Regions from separate parts of the Homo sapiens genome. Here region 2 is linked to region 1. The links are chromatin contacts, found by Hi-C or POLR2A ChIA-PET in ENCODE. All regions are on one chromosome and are shown on one strand. The core of a region is the stretch at or near the end of the contact, and the rest is flanking DNA. Distances in the headings are between cores, read along the strand shown. Region 1 overlaps LINC02615 (long intergenic non-protein coding RNA 2615). Region 2 holds the start of LINC03140 (long intergenic non-protein coding RNA 3140).

Evidence for each region. A loop is a pair of places that touch in the nucleus more often than their neighbours do. ChIA-PET counts read pairs that join two places held with the same protein, here RNA polymerase II (POLR2A). Pooled maps may share reads with other maps.
Region 2: a map of ascending aorta shows a loop between it and region 1 (3-fold over the local background). The contact joins the promoter of LINC03140 here to the enhancer-like site in region 1. A Hi-C loop is called at or near these places in 8 of 168 maps with a recorded cell type or tissue (Caco-2, Calu3, IMR-90 and 5 more) and 9 of 50 pooled maps. POLR2A ChIA-PET finds 5 or more read pairs at or near these places in 4 of 52 experiments (A549, AG04450, GM12878 and 1 more).

Annotation. Positions count from the first base shown.
Region 1 is chr4:128,515,274-128,522,514 of GRCh38, reverse strand. LINC02615 (long intergenic non-protein coding RNA 2615) reads right to left here. Exons shown (of 9, transcript NR_125882.1): 8 at 6,517-6,658; 9 at 3,117-3,759. Among named protein-coding and RNA genes, the nearest start is that of LINC03140, 52 kb to the left of the region's middle. RefSeq lists enhancers at 4,296-4,345, 3,888-4,649, 4,564-4,708, a cis regulatory region at 4,631-4,641 and a silencer at 5,618-5,697. Within about 2 kb of position 4,659, at least 22 of the 41 ENCODE cell types and tissues checked have a DNase peak (open chromatin) inside an H3K27ac peak, as active enhancers do; they include GM12878, IMR-90, PC-9 and 2 more, where a contact is called at or near this core.
Region 2 is chr4:128,566,168-128,573,408 of GRCh38, reverse strand. It overlaps LINC03140 (long intergenic non-protein coding RNA 3140), which reads left to right and starts at 2,866. Exons shown (of 2, transcript XR_007058268.1): 1 at 2,866-3,184; 2 at 4,122-5,476. RefSeq lists enhancers at 6,445-6,945, 6,946-7,241.

The sequences.
Region 1 (7,241 bases), core at 3,410-5,909:
AGGATGCTACATGCCTTGGCTGGGCTGCAGCCAGGAGGTGCTGAGAAGTCATCAGCTTGGGATACCATGTGCAGCTGCAGGACCTGCTGATGGATTGCAGGTGAGGTATGAAATAAAGGAAGGGAGGAAGGAATGAAGGTGACTCCGAAGATTTCCAGGAAGCAGCTGAGTGGATGGTGGTGCTATTTACTAATCTGGGAAGGGTAGGGATGGGGTCAGGTGAATGCAGAACCTCTTTTAGCCACAAAGAGTTTGAGGTTGACATGCACAGTCTCATGATGTCAGACAATGGTTCGAATACGGAGATCTAAGGCATAAGAAGAAATAGCGACTGAGGAGTCAGCAGCGTATTTGTGGCATGGAAACTCTGGATGAGACCACCTAGGCAGACGCACTCAGCATCAATAGCATCTTTCACAGAACTGACCGCCTCTAATGTATCACTCCCCAGTATCCTGTTAGCTCATAACCTGACTTCTTTCAGACCTATTCTCAACTCTCTCATTGACGTAATGTGAAGAAAGAGGAAATAATAGGGACAAAATGTCTGATCAACATAGAACTTCAAGGATGATGAAAGTTCCTTTTTAAACTAGATAATCTAGAGGGGAAGACAGCAAACTATAAAAGCAAAATGCAAATTATTATTCTTCTTGAACCTGGTTTCAAGTCTGTTTTCCTAGTGACGCTAATGCCATCTGAAATGCTGCGGGTGAACTAGGACAGTGCCTCCAAACATTCCCTTTGAATGACATCATTGATTCTAGGCAAAGAATCAAGGGATCTTGGACAGCAGGACTTAGGAGATAAGGAAAAGGGAAACCCATTAACATTTAGGTAACATACACATTTAACTTCTTGTTTTTTGCGTTTTTAAAGTATTCTATTCTTAAACCTATGATGCTTCATTCTAAATATATTTTATTTTCATTTTAAATTGTAAGGTCTCATTGAATTTGCTGCAGTGAGCTTCAAAGTCACATCTGTAATTATGAGGGGAAAACTGAAGCGTAAAGTTCTATAACAAATAGATCTAGTTTTCTGCTTTGCCACTGGGAAACTAAGCAGATTGCACATTTTGTTTCATAAGGAAAATCCCCCAGAGTCCTAATGCAAAACCTATGTCATATACATGACTCCACTTTGAAACAATGGAATCTCATGGTGCAGCCAACCTTTGCAAAACAAGTCAAGGAATTTTCCATGATGCCAAGGACTCTAGTTGGAGTTTGTAGTATATCAGGCCCCATTTTCCCCTGTTATTCAGCTCAAAACGTAAACAAAAAAGAAGGGGTGGAGAGGAAGAGAGGAAGGAGGAAGAGAGGGAGGGAGAAAGTAAAGAAAAACTTTACCCCTAGAGATCAAAGGTTAAAACTTAGCTCTTCCCTGGAATTGTCTGATCTTGATTCAAGGGCATAGGAAGTGTATGGCTGCTCTCATTTTATACCAGAAAACAGCAGAGTCCCTGATTCTTTGCTCTAAAACCACTATAAAAGGAAACTGGATCTAAAATCCTGTTTCACCCTGAATTGAGAATCCATCTGTGCACTCTGAGCGCTCTTCCTCACCCCACCCTTCACCGAACAGAAAAAGGAGGCGGGCAGTCCAGTGCTTTGCACATCCCTACCACAGGACCACACTACTGCTAAGGTGTTTAAAAACCAGGATCCTCATTTTTGCTCATTCTCAAATGGCTGCTTCTTCAGACATGACCCAGCCCGTTGCAACCAAAATACTACTGAGTTTTATCAGATCCACTCTGAAGTCTGCCCGCTCTTCCCTACTCTCCTCTCCAACCATTATACTCACTCCACCTAGCACTGTCTCACCAAAAAGAAGCTCTTTCTTGCCTCTGTGCCTTTGCACACACATTGTCCCCTCTCTGATCACACTTATTTGTTTCACCATGTCTGTGTCCCCCACTTACATGTTTCACAATCATACCCCAGCTGGTCTAGCATCACAACATGAGAAAGGATCACAAGTAGAATATTTTTTAAATTCTTAGCTGGGCAAGGTGGCTAACATCTGTAATCCTAGCGCTGTGGGAGGTTGAGGTGGGAGGATCACTTGAGCCCAGGAGTTTGAGATCAGCCTGGGCAAATAGTAAGACCCCCAAATCTACAAAACATTTAAAAACTGAGCTGGATGTGGTAGCACATGCCTGTAGTCGCAGCTACTAAGAAGGCTGAGGCAGGAGGATTACTTAAGTCCTGAATTTTGAGGCTGCAGTGAGCTAAAATGGTGCCACTGCACTCCTGTCCAGGTGACAGAGTAAAGACCTCATCTCTAAGAAAATAAAAAGTCAAATATAAAATAACTGGCTGGGTGTGGTGGCTAATGCTGATAATCCCAGCACTTTGGGAGCCTGAGGCAGGAGGATCACTTGAGCCTGGGAAGTCGAGGCTGCAGTGAGTCGTGTTCATACTACTGCACTCCAGCCTGGGTGACAGAGTGAAACCCTATCTCAAACAAACAAACAAACAAAAATTATCCCCAATTTAGGTCCTTTGGTGGGTTGAGTGTCTTAATGGCTCCAGCACATCCATCACTTTTGCCATGTACCTTGGCAGTGCCCTCTCAATCTGAGGGGCATTCTGCCCCAACTCACCTGACTGTGGCTTTAGCCTAGTGACTGATTTTGTCTCATGGGATGTTGGCAAACATAATTCAGGCAGAGGTTTCTGAAAGTGCTTGCACATTTCCACTTAGATTCATGTGTCTCCACCACTGCTAAGAGAGCATGCTCAGGCTGACCTGCTTGGCTACTCACACGGCAGAGCCAACGTGCCGCAGCCATCCCAGCCAAGGCTACTGTGGACCAGCCAATGGCAAACAATCCCCATACATGTGAATGAGCCCTGGCACCACCAGCAGAGCTGCCTAGCCAACTCACAGCCGACTGCAGATGAGTGCAGCGCAGAGCAGCCGAGCCCAACCCAGAGCAGATTCATGAGCTAAATCAAGGTTCAGCCAACTATGGCCATGGGCCAAGTCTGACCCACCATCTGTTTTTGTATGACTTGTGAAAAAAACTCACAGACCATTCAACTTCGTGGTTGAAAAAAATCAAAGTATAATATTTCTTAACATATAAAAATTCCATGAAATTCCAATTTTAGTGTCCATAAATAAAGTTTTATTGGAACACAGTCATGCTCCTCCATTTGCATAGCATCTAAGGCTACTGTTGTGCTACAAGTTCAGAGTTCAGAGACTGTATGGCCTGAAACACCTAAAATATTTACTATTTGGCCCTTTAAAAAAAAAAAAAGATTGTCAATCCCTGAGCTAAATAAATGTTTATTGCTGTGTGCCACTGAAAGTCACCAGTGATTTGTTTTGCAGCATCACTGTAGCAAAAGTTTACTGACACATCTTCTCATCTGAACAGCCATTTCTTTACCTATTTCCCCCACAGAAAGTACTGGTGGAGCAGAAGAAGCCCAACGTCAGAACAAAGCCAGCTTCCCCCTCCTCCTTCCCACCGTGGGCACAGACCCCATGTCCTGGATTGATGGCTGGGATGATGGGCTGTAACAATGAATGCCAGCATATCAAAAAATGTCAGATTCTTCAGTGGGTTCCTGTCTAGGGAGCAGACAACACCAACCACTCTGCCACAGTGACCAGTGAGGATCCAGAAGTCCCCTCATCCTGCCGACAGTGCCACAAAGCTTATGAACAAGGGTTTCCATCTATCACCAGCTGCACACTGAGAGGTCAAACTGCATAGGAGTAGAGGCATGAAGAGGAAACCTGAAAGATGAAAAGAAACTTTTAGCTCAACCTAGATAATTACATTGGAACTAAGTTTACAAGATTGGGCTAAAATTGAATTCCCACTCTGGGGTCCAGTGGTGGAAATTTGAGAGAAATATTCCACCAGTTAATAAAAAAAGTTGTTACATTTTTTATTATCTCTGAGTGTATTGTGAGTGAATTTTGCAAATCTGATATGAATTTTTGTAAAATGAATACACAGATGAATAAATGAATGAATGAATGCGAAACTCCTCATCATCCTGCCATGTACTCTTCCCACCACCCGCTGGCATTTCTAGCCAGTGAAGGCATCAATCCAGAAACAACTCATTCCTCATCTTGAAATGCCTTCCAACTTCTAGGAGCAAGCAGCAACTTCTAGGTCTAGCTCCCTCCTTCAGAAATGCCTAAACATTCGCCTACATTCCCTGGTCCCTTGGCTCAGGAATTTTGTAGGTGGTCTCAAAGCCTTGGATAAATTTACATGAAACAGGCTGGCATCCTCTATGTTAGAGGAGTTTGGATCTTTCAGTAGACTCTAGCCTTAAACCTGTACCAAAAATCTTTTGAGATTATAATGAGGCAATGTTTTCCCCAAGAGGAGAAAAGGTCAGATTCCCACATCTGGAGTTTGACCTTTGTGCATGTTGTCATTTCACCCACCACAGGAAACCTTTCTAGGCTGGGCTAAAATGTGTAACTTCTCAACAGTGTGGCTGGTAGCAATCCCACCCAGCTGTGTGGAATGGGAAGTGAAAGGGCAATTAATATTCTGTTAAAACTTCAGGGGGCTGCACTGAAGCTGGCCAGATAGCAAGGCTGACTCATCACGTTAAAACCCAATGCAGTATTGTCTGCTCACTTCTGCTGACTCACTTGTCAGCCCTAAGCTATGTGTACCCAGGCAGAGCTGCCAGGTCTCACATCCGCCTTTCCAGAGTGTTACCCTTCTGCACCAGCCATGACCATTCACTCTCTGGAGAAGCATTTATGATCAGCCATGGATGATTTTAAATGTGTGAAGAACTGTTTCATGGAGGGAGATTATCAGCCTCTTTCTTACATTGTTTTACATGAAAACAACATGAACAGCAACACAACTGACACTGGAGAAGAACCATAGTTCTTCCAAGCTGGAATGGAGCCTTAGAGATCAAGCTAGATCTTATGAGATCTAGTGGGAAGGAGGCTAGCACGTTGAATAAGAGCTTTGAGTCAGGCGACCTGAATTTATGTAGCCTTGGACACAGGTAGTCGAATTATAAGTAGTAGGCTAATACAGCTGTTAAGCAACTTTAAGCAAATTGCTCAGACTCTCTGAGCTTTGGTTTCCTTATCTGTAAAATTAGAAATAATTATAGCACCCACCTCATGGGGCTATTGTGAAGAAAGGATGAAAAGAGATCAAGTATAAAAGGAATCGAGTGCTGGGCACAAAGTGCTCCATATATTGTAGCTATTAGTAAGGCTGATGAGGCAATTCATGGAAACCTCTTTCCTGGAAACAGGATAGAACCTACATGTGTTTGGCATTAGATTAGTAAAGGGTAAAAGAATATCACTGCAAGCTGGGTATTGATGGGGGTGGGGAGGACAGAGAAGGAGGAAGAATTGCCCAGGGAATGCTGGACCTTCAGTATTTTGAAGGGCCCTGCTTTGGGGCCCAGGTGGGGAAGTATCCACCTTTCCATCCTGGTTTTAGGTCTGCTGAAGATAGTTATTCTTTTTTTTTTTTTTTTTTAAAAAGACCCTTCTGATTATAAGTCTTTGTTTGAAGACATTGCTCAGATTTCCCTTTAAGGGCCTCATTTAAATGTACACACAAGGCAGCACAGTCCAGTTTTTTAAAAAAAGCCTGGCTAGTAATGACATACAGAAACTGATACTTACATGATACTGTTAAGTGCACTCTTTTTAAACCACTAATTCTTATTTCACAGAAAGTGGTCCTTATGTCAACGTCCTTAAGAGGTCCAACAGCTTGTATAACCAGCAGACCTCATGGTTAGTTAGCAGCTTTCAGGACTTGAATTCCCAGTGATAAACAAAAGAATTCCGAAGGCCACAATCCATAAACTCTCCATAAAAACATATGGAACTACTTAAAAAGGTTGGCTCAGGGCTGTTGTTTTGAAAACAAGCATCCTCAGCCAGAATCTCTACTGAGTGCTATTTACTGAATGGTTGAAGAAGGGCAAGACCCCATGGATGCTGTAGCGCTGCGTTTCAGCAATCGCCAACATTTTGCAGATATTGCTCTAAGCCTCCTGATATCCTGGGAAGGATGCAAGAAGTCCGTACCTTTGCATCCATTCCACTCAAGGCATTGGGGCTACTCATGGAGGAGCCTGCACACCTTAAATATCCTTCTACACATGTGATTCCAAGATCTTAGGCCTCCAAAACTCTCGTTTACTATTCTCGGAGCTTTCTGATTACAATTCCCCCAGCAAGATTCAACTGACTGCTCCATCCTTTGCACCTCAACAATAATCCATCAAAATTTCACTTATAGAATAGATGATTCCAAGCCAGTCTCCTATTAGTGAACTGTGTTCTTTGAAAGCAGCAACTTTTATCTGCTTCTCCATATCTCTAGGATTTGGCTTAGTAGGTGCTGGACAATTCTTTTATTCTTGTATTAATAAAATCTAATTAATTACAATTATAAGTTAATGAGTAAATTGATTAGGCCCTGACCTTTTGAATCAGTCTAGAGCCAAGACTAGAACTCAAAGTTCTGATACTTACTCTGACTTCACAAGGACTTCACTCGTACTTCACAAAGATTTCCAGTGAACCCAATCATCGCTCTTGCTGTCAGATGTCAGATTAATGTGGCCACCAACATGTAGATATAGGATAGGTTTTGGATCCATTGGCCATCATACTCCTAAACGTGAACATAGTCAACTTACCTGGTTTTTCTATGCTGTTTAAGGATCAAGAGAGAATCTTCTAGAACTTTGTCTTGGTTCCAGAACAACACAGATTGTCTCTCTTTTTCTAAAACTAATAATGAGGCTTTTTTTCTCAGTATTAAAATGTTACTCAAGACTTTCTGTTTTAATAAAATGGGAGAGTAAGATAAATCTCACTATTAAAAAGCTAGAAATACTGGATAAAATATAAAATTTGAAATGTTTTATATTCATGCTTAAGCTCTCAAGAAAGAAAAAGAAATACCCAGGCATCAGAAACCAAGAGATAATTGAAAACAGAACAAAGTTTTAAGGTGTCAGTTCATGACGTAGCTGTGCTATGGAGGTGGAAGGGTGACTATTATTATTATTTATTAATTTTTTTGAGATGGAGTCTCGCTCTGTCACCCAGGCTGGAGTGCAGTGGGGTGATCTCGGCTCATTGCAATCTCCACCTGCTGGGTTCAAGCAATTCTCTTGCCTCAGCCTCCCAAGTAGCTGGGATTACAGGCGCATGCCACCATGCTCAGCTAATTTTATTTATTTACTTTTTTT
Region 2 (7,241 bases), core at 1,617-4,116, 53 kb before region 1:
GTTGTATGGTAAGCACTGCAGAGAAGCTATGAAAAAAAGTCACAATCGGGAAGGTAGAAAAGGTCTTCCAAGGATGCACTGAATCTGTTACATATACTCTGGGGCCTCCGAGTTTTCTGGGAAAAAACAAAAGCAAAACAGTGGCTGGGAAACCAGCTTAGTACATAGGTATTAAAGCATGGAACAGCTTCTTTTGACTAGTTTAAGAGGAAGCCATAAAGCACAAGTTCTTGGAATTATGCCAGCAAAAAGTGTAACCCTTTTATTTATGGGGGCATTCATCAGAACTGGGCCTTTGTGAGCCTACCCCAGACTGTGGTCACTTGGTTTAGTCAGTTGCTGACTTCTCTGAGAGAACACATCCCCTTTTAGCAGAAATAAGGAGCAAGGAGAACCACTGGGTAGTGACTATCACAGTGATTCCCATTGGAAACCAACCCACGAAAGCCCTGTAAAGAATAGCCCTCCTGTATTCCATGCCAGTGAGTGATACTTACACACAGGACGGGTGAGACAACATGGATCCACAAACACCTGGTTTACTTATATTGGCCATGATGGTGCCCTCAGGACAAACCACAGATAGAGATCTACCCAAGGAATTCCTGAGTTCATAGGCTGACCGTGTCCTTTGATCCCCAACCCAGCCATTTCTATATGACCTCTGTTGTTGTCCCAACTGAACCCCATTCTTCTCTCTTTTGTGGTTGTAAGGATGAAAAACTTGATGACTTCTTTCTCTTCATCATGGCTACTTCTCAGAATGTCTTGCTGACCACGTCATTGTTGCCTGATTCTATTGATCTAATAAAATCTATTTCTATCAACAAAATATAACTATGTGTGACCACATATTTATACCTTTTCACAAATGGAACTTCTTACAAATAGATTTCCCATCCATGTTAACTTATTAAGTAAAATTTTCCTGTTTTTTAATAAAATAAGTTTTCCTAATCTCAAATACTATCCAACAGATGTTAGTCACAAACATACATCATAAGTGGGAAAGTATTATAATAAAGCTCATTAGTGCTGTTTATTTACCTTTCAAATGCTATTGAATTTTTACATGAGTTTCTCTATAAGTTCATTAGTTGTTATTAAGAAATAAATATATGATTGAATTTTCCAAATATATTTGAATTTCATAGTTTAGCATTTCATACGAGAGAAATAATCAGCCAATGTTTTTGCCTGCTGTTTCCATGAAGATTTCATTTATCTTAGAAGTGATTAATATAGAATGACTATAAATAATATAAATTTAAATAGAATATACTTTTTTTTTTGCTATGTTGTTTGTTAGGCTTTACAATGTTGTAAAAAAACTGTAACAATCCTCTCAGACTGGAATTTTTCTTTATCAAACTTTTCCTCCATTTTCAGGAAGGAACAATGATTCAGAAGTCTTGTAGATTAGTCACTTCTTAAGAAGTTAGATCATTCAGTACTGCATCTTAGCCAACTGTCCAAGGTCAGCAAAATGCACAGCATGTTCTGTTTGATGGCCCCAGGCAGAAAGCCACAGCATTCAAACTATTAATATCTCCTGACCTTTCAACTTACAAATAGAAGCATCCTTGTGGTCATTTTTTTTTCCTGTATATCCCTGAAAAACTAAGGATCTAGGGTTTAAGATAAGAAATACTTAATTTAATTTAATTTAATTAGTTTTTAACCACAATCCTGGGCTTTTATATAAAAGCACACTGTTTATTTCTTTTTTCCTTTTGAGATAGGGTCTCACTCTGTCGCTCAGGCTGGTGTACAATGGTGCGATCTGGGCTCACTGCAACCTCTGCAGCCTGGGCTCAAATGATCCTCCTGCCTCAACTTCCCAAGCACCAGGGACTACAGGCATGCGCCACCATGCCTGGCTAATTGTTGTATTTTGTGTAAAGACAGAGTTTCTCCATGTTGCCCAGGCTGGTCTCGAACTCATGGACTCAAATGATCTGCCTGCCTTAGCCTCCCAAAGTGCTGAGATTACAGACATGAGGTACCGTGCCTGACCACTGTTTATTTGTTTCATAAAATTTTCTTAAACACCAATTATGTGCAAGTTACCATGCCAGGCCTCTGGGAAACAAAGATGAATCAGTCAGATGTACCTGCAAGGAGCTTATGGTCTAACTGGGGAGAAGAAATACAGCAAAATACTATAACATAGGGTAAAAAGTAAGAAGTACCACAAGAGAAGCACAGACAAGATGATTTGGGGGTTCCAAAAAAATAGATTATTAAATTTTGTGGGCTGGCAGCAGAGAGGAAGGAATTGGTAATTAATCTGAGAAGATGACATTTGAGCTTGCTCTTGATGGACAGAATTTAAAATGTAGAGAGGAGATGTAAGTGCAGACATTTCAGATTGAGGAAAGAGCATAATTAAGGGCATGGAGGTCAGAAAACATGGGGTAATAAAAAAAGGTTCAAGTAGTTCAGTTTAGTTAGAGAACATGGTATATGAATTTAAAAAATCACTGAACTAAAATCAGAAAATTACTTTGAGACCAAATCTAGAGGGCTATTAACACCAGATGATAGAGTATGGACTCTATTTTACAGACAGTGGGAGCCCGCTGAAGGGAAATGCCACATTCAACTTATGCTTCAGTGTCGGATTCCATTGGAAAGGGGGCGGTGACTGGAAGTGAGGACACCAACCCATCAGGCGTGCTCTCATTTAGTTTTCTAGCGGAAAAAAAAAAAAAAGCCTGAAGCAAGGATTAAAGTACTGACATTTTATTTGGGAAGCACAAGCCCAGGCCAGGGAAGCTGCAGAAAAAGGAAAAAAGGGAAGTGAGTATAGGAAACAATGCACAGTCATGCCTTGCACAACTGGCTTCTGCTTCGGGATGAGCCATTGGCTGATGAGGCATGGGAGGCTCAGCAGGTCTGTTCCCTTGGCATGTGGGACATCTTGCAGTGGATGCAGGGAGGGACCATGCCTCTAGCATTCTCTGGGAAGAATAAAGGAGAAGTTTATCTTCCCACCTACCTCCCATTGCCTGTTTTTCATTGGTCAAAACTTGTCCCACTAGGAATTAACTCCTTCACATTTCCAAGTTTATATCATATGACTGCTCCAACTACATGGGACCCCAAACCCCAAACCTGATGTATGTATAGTGTTCCTGTTTCATCCAAGCCTGGAAATGAGGGGAAGAGCCAGAACCTCTAGGTGAGTACTAGGTGGCTTGGCAGTGTGTGTGTGTGTGTGTGTGTGTGTGTGTGTGTGTGTGGTTGAGGGGTGGAGAGTTAAGGGGACTTCTAAGGTAAGTCCCTGATTAGTCCCAGCCAGTTGAACTGTGTTGGGCAGGTATGGTGGTTGAGTAGTTGAAGGTCCTAGAAGTGGACAGTGGCCACAGTGTCTAAGGAGGCACAGAAGATTTGTGTTGAGATAATGATTCAAGAGAAAAGAAGGACCCTTCATACTTCAGTCAGAGAAGAATTCTTTTGGTGGGCTATCATGCTCTTGGGTTAAATTCTTTTCTCTGTAACATTATTTAGAAAATCGCCTCCCTCTCAACAATGAAGACTGAGTACCACTGGCTTACAGATATTTCTGTATATTATCTGAGTTAGTAGAGTTTGAGTATCACATTTCTTTCCTTCCAATTCTATGATTTGTCATCATAAAGTTTTGGCATACGCAGCCCAGTCTTTGGAAGAGGGGTTGAGAATTGTGTAATATCAGGTTTAGCATTATAAAGTAACATCTATCATCTGAAGATGAGACTATAAACACCAGTCTGGACATAATAGAGCATGCTTAGCCCACTTGTTTGGAACTACAAGGAAAATAAGGTCATACAAAAGAGCCCTCTGCCCTTAAAAAAGAATTCTCAATTGCAAATCACTTCTGAGTACCAGTGGGGAAATGCAGTCATTTATTCTCAAGACTGAAAAGAGAAAGGAGACCTTTTTATCACTTTGTGTGTGTGTGTGTGTGTGTGTGTGTGTGTGTGTGTGAGAGAGAGAGAGAGAGAGACAGAAAGAAAGAGCAGGAGAGAGAGAGAGACAGAGAGAGAGAATATGTGTGTGTGTTACCTACCTAAAGCTAATGGTAGCCAATTTTTTCCTTTTTTTCTTGGAATTTTTTTCTTAATCTAAAACAGGCTTGGTGCTCTGGAAAAAGAATTAGAATTGCATTCAAATAGTCAGGCTTCAAGTTGCTTCTGCCTCTGTGTGAAGCAAATAGTAACAACTCACTTCGAAACTCAGGCTCCTGGACTGTAAATGAGGATAATGATACTCACCCTACCAACCTCAGGGACTGTTCTAAGAGCAAAATGAAATGAGACTGAGCTCTGAAAATGCTTAAATGCTTTTCAAAGTAGAGTGATCGTGCTTTCTGTAGCATCAAAACAGTCCTCTATAAATGGGCAAAGTCAAGGCATGGACTGGATCTGACAACAGAGAATGGCTTGAGGGCTGGAAAAAGAAAAAAATGCAAATGCCCCAAATCTCTGCTTCCCTTACAGTGTGGAAATCGCCCCATAACACACTGCACCAGGTAGGGTTAAATTGATCCCAAATGTTTCAGGAATTTTTAATGCCCTTCGAAGAGACATTTCCAATTCTTCATCTGCCCAAAGTAATGCTGCTAACCTACTATCTGTCAGTTTCCTCAGTGCTTTGAAGATTTTTCTAAAGTCATCTGACTTGGTTTCCCTTTGATTTCAAATTCCTGCTTATTATATGTATGACCTTGAGCCTTTTTAACTCATCTGAGCCTCTCTGTTTCCTCATCTATAAATTGTGAATAAGAAGACGTTACTGTAGGATTATTAGAAACTTTAGAAATAATACTTTTAATACCAGCATAGTGCCTGATCCATAGGCATCCAGGACATGCCAGCTAAGATCATTGATTATTGTTGTCGTTTTTAGTATCATACAGTAGAAAGAACAACATCTTTGAAACCAGACAATCCCGCATTTAAATCAGCTCTGTCACTTACGAAACGTGTAATCCTGAATAACTGAAGAAAACTTTTTGAAGTTCAATTTTGAGATAATGATGGATGATTTCAGACTTTGTGAGAATTTCAGAGGTATCGGCAGTAGGTTGAATGGTGAACCCTCCAAAAGATATATCTATGTTCCAAACTCAGAATCTGTGAATGTGACATTATTTGGGAAAAGGGGGTTTTGCAGATATAATTAAGTTAAGCATCCTGAGATGAGATCATCCTGGATTTTCTAGATAGGGCCTAAAGCCAATAATGAGTGTCTAAGACAGAAGAAGACACAAAGAAGAAGAGACGGGAATGTGGTCACAGAGGCAGAGACTGGAGCAATGCAGCCACAAGCCAAGGAACACCTGGACCCACCAGAAGCTGGAAGAGGAAAGAAGGGATTTCTTTTTCTTCTAGAGCCTTGGGAGGGAGCATGGCCCTGCTGACAACTTATTTTCAGACTTCTAGATTCTAGAACTATCAGATAATAAATTTATATTGTTTTAAGCCACTATGTTTGTGGTGATTTGTTCTAGCAGTCCTAGGAAACCAATGCAGTATTTAATACAGAGTGCCCGGTACAATGTTGGCATGTGACAAGCACTCAGCAAATGGTAGTTGCATAGTGAGTTCTCCTCCTGTCCCCACTACCTCCTCAATGAGTAAATGCCTGAACAAATCCATAGGCAGCCATCTGAGAGCCTGACTCCAGGGAGCAGGGGGTACAGTTAGCCTCAGCCCATGCTAAAATAGAAGCCTGACCTTAGTTTGGTTAATGCCACACTCTACCACAGGCAATTGACACCAGGGCTCTCCCATTTTATAATAGCGCAGATCCAGTCTCATTATGCATTAAAGAGTTTGTTCCCCTAAAACTCTTACTGCCCCCAAAGGTTTAGAATTTAAAAATAACATCGACAATCTCTGTTCAAAAAAAGTGAACAATATACTTAAACGTTCTTCTTGTAACAATAGCCTGCCTCTTCCTGAAGTGCTATAAAAATTCAGGGAGCAACTTCACCCAGTTGTGAGAGATAAAAGAATAGCAACTAAAACGGGCAGTCAGACCAAGGCAGGGGGGCAGCCTGTTGTCTCTGGGTTGAAAACCATCCTGAATGCTAAAAGAAATCACTCTAAAGAGGGGTGTGTGGGTGCATATTGACAGACTTCAGAAGCTGAGGTTTCTGAGTTTAGCCTCCTGAATGAAGCAGGACTTTTGACATACTACCCCCTGGGGCCGCTGCCTTAGGTGTGATGCTATTGGAGCCAAGGATCTGTCTATGATGGGGTCCAAAATTTACACACCACGGATGAGATGGAGCAAACATGTGGAGCTTTTTTTTTTTTTAATGTTTCTATAACAGATTCCAGCTTCCTTGTGAATCCACATCCTGTAGGGCAATTGTTATAGCGAACCTTTATACAGTGATTGCTGTGTGTCCTGGCACTCTTTTCAGTGCTTGAGATATATTAACCATTTAATCCTTACACTTCCTAGGAGGAAGTACTATCAGGATCCCCATTTAGAAGATGAGCAGCGAGTGACAGAGATTTAAGTTATTTGCCCAAGACCACATAGCTAGCAAACAGTGCCAATTCAAGAGCAGGTCATCTGACTCAAGACTTTATGCTCTTTGTCACTATACTAAACTGTGGGAAATAGAATTAAACTTGCCAATTAACATGATCTGCCCATCTCAGGTTTACACTTTCAAATGAAATCAATTTCTTTTGAGTAAATGCTCAGTCAGGTCCTCACACTTATGGGAGAGGGGCTTCTGGTGGCTGTACTGGTCCCTGAGCAGTGGGTGGACATCTACTGCTGGGAAGCTCTGTAGTCTGTTCTCAGTTGGTCTCTTTCCCTGGCTGGTCTCTGGCCTTGGCAGCATCCTGCCTCTGGCTGCCTCATGCCACGAGACGGTGGTCACGAGTGTCCATCGGGGCCCCTCTTCCACAGGTATTGGACATACCCCCACAGGTCCCCTTCTGCTGGCATTGAGCGTCCTGTGGACCCTCACCCCAGCCATCCACTGCCCCAGCTTTGGCACTCAGTACCTTTAGCTGGCCGAGCAGGCTTTTGGTCTTCTCTCTAGGCCCACCAGAAACCCAGGAGTCCTTGCAAAGCCAACCTCGGCTCCCAGGAAAAGAAAAGGACTACCTTTATCCTTTCCAACTCATATCATCCTCTCTGGACTCTCATTAGGCTACCAAGCCTTTTCCAAACCACCATCAGACGTGCTCCAAAGGGTTGTACAGTTTTCTCAGTCTACACTCAGG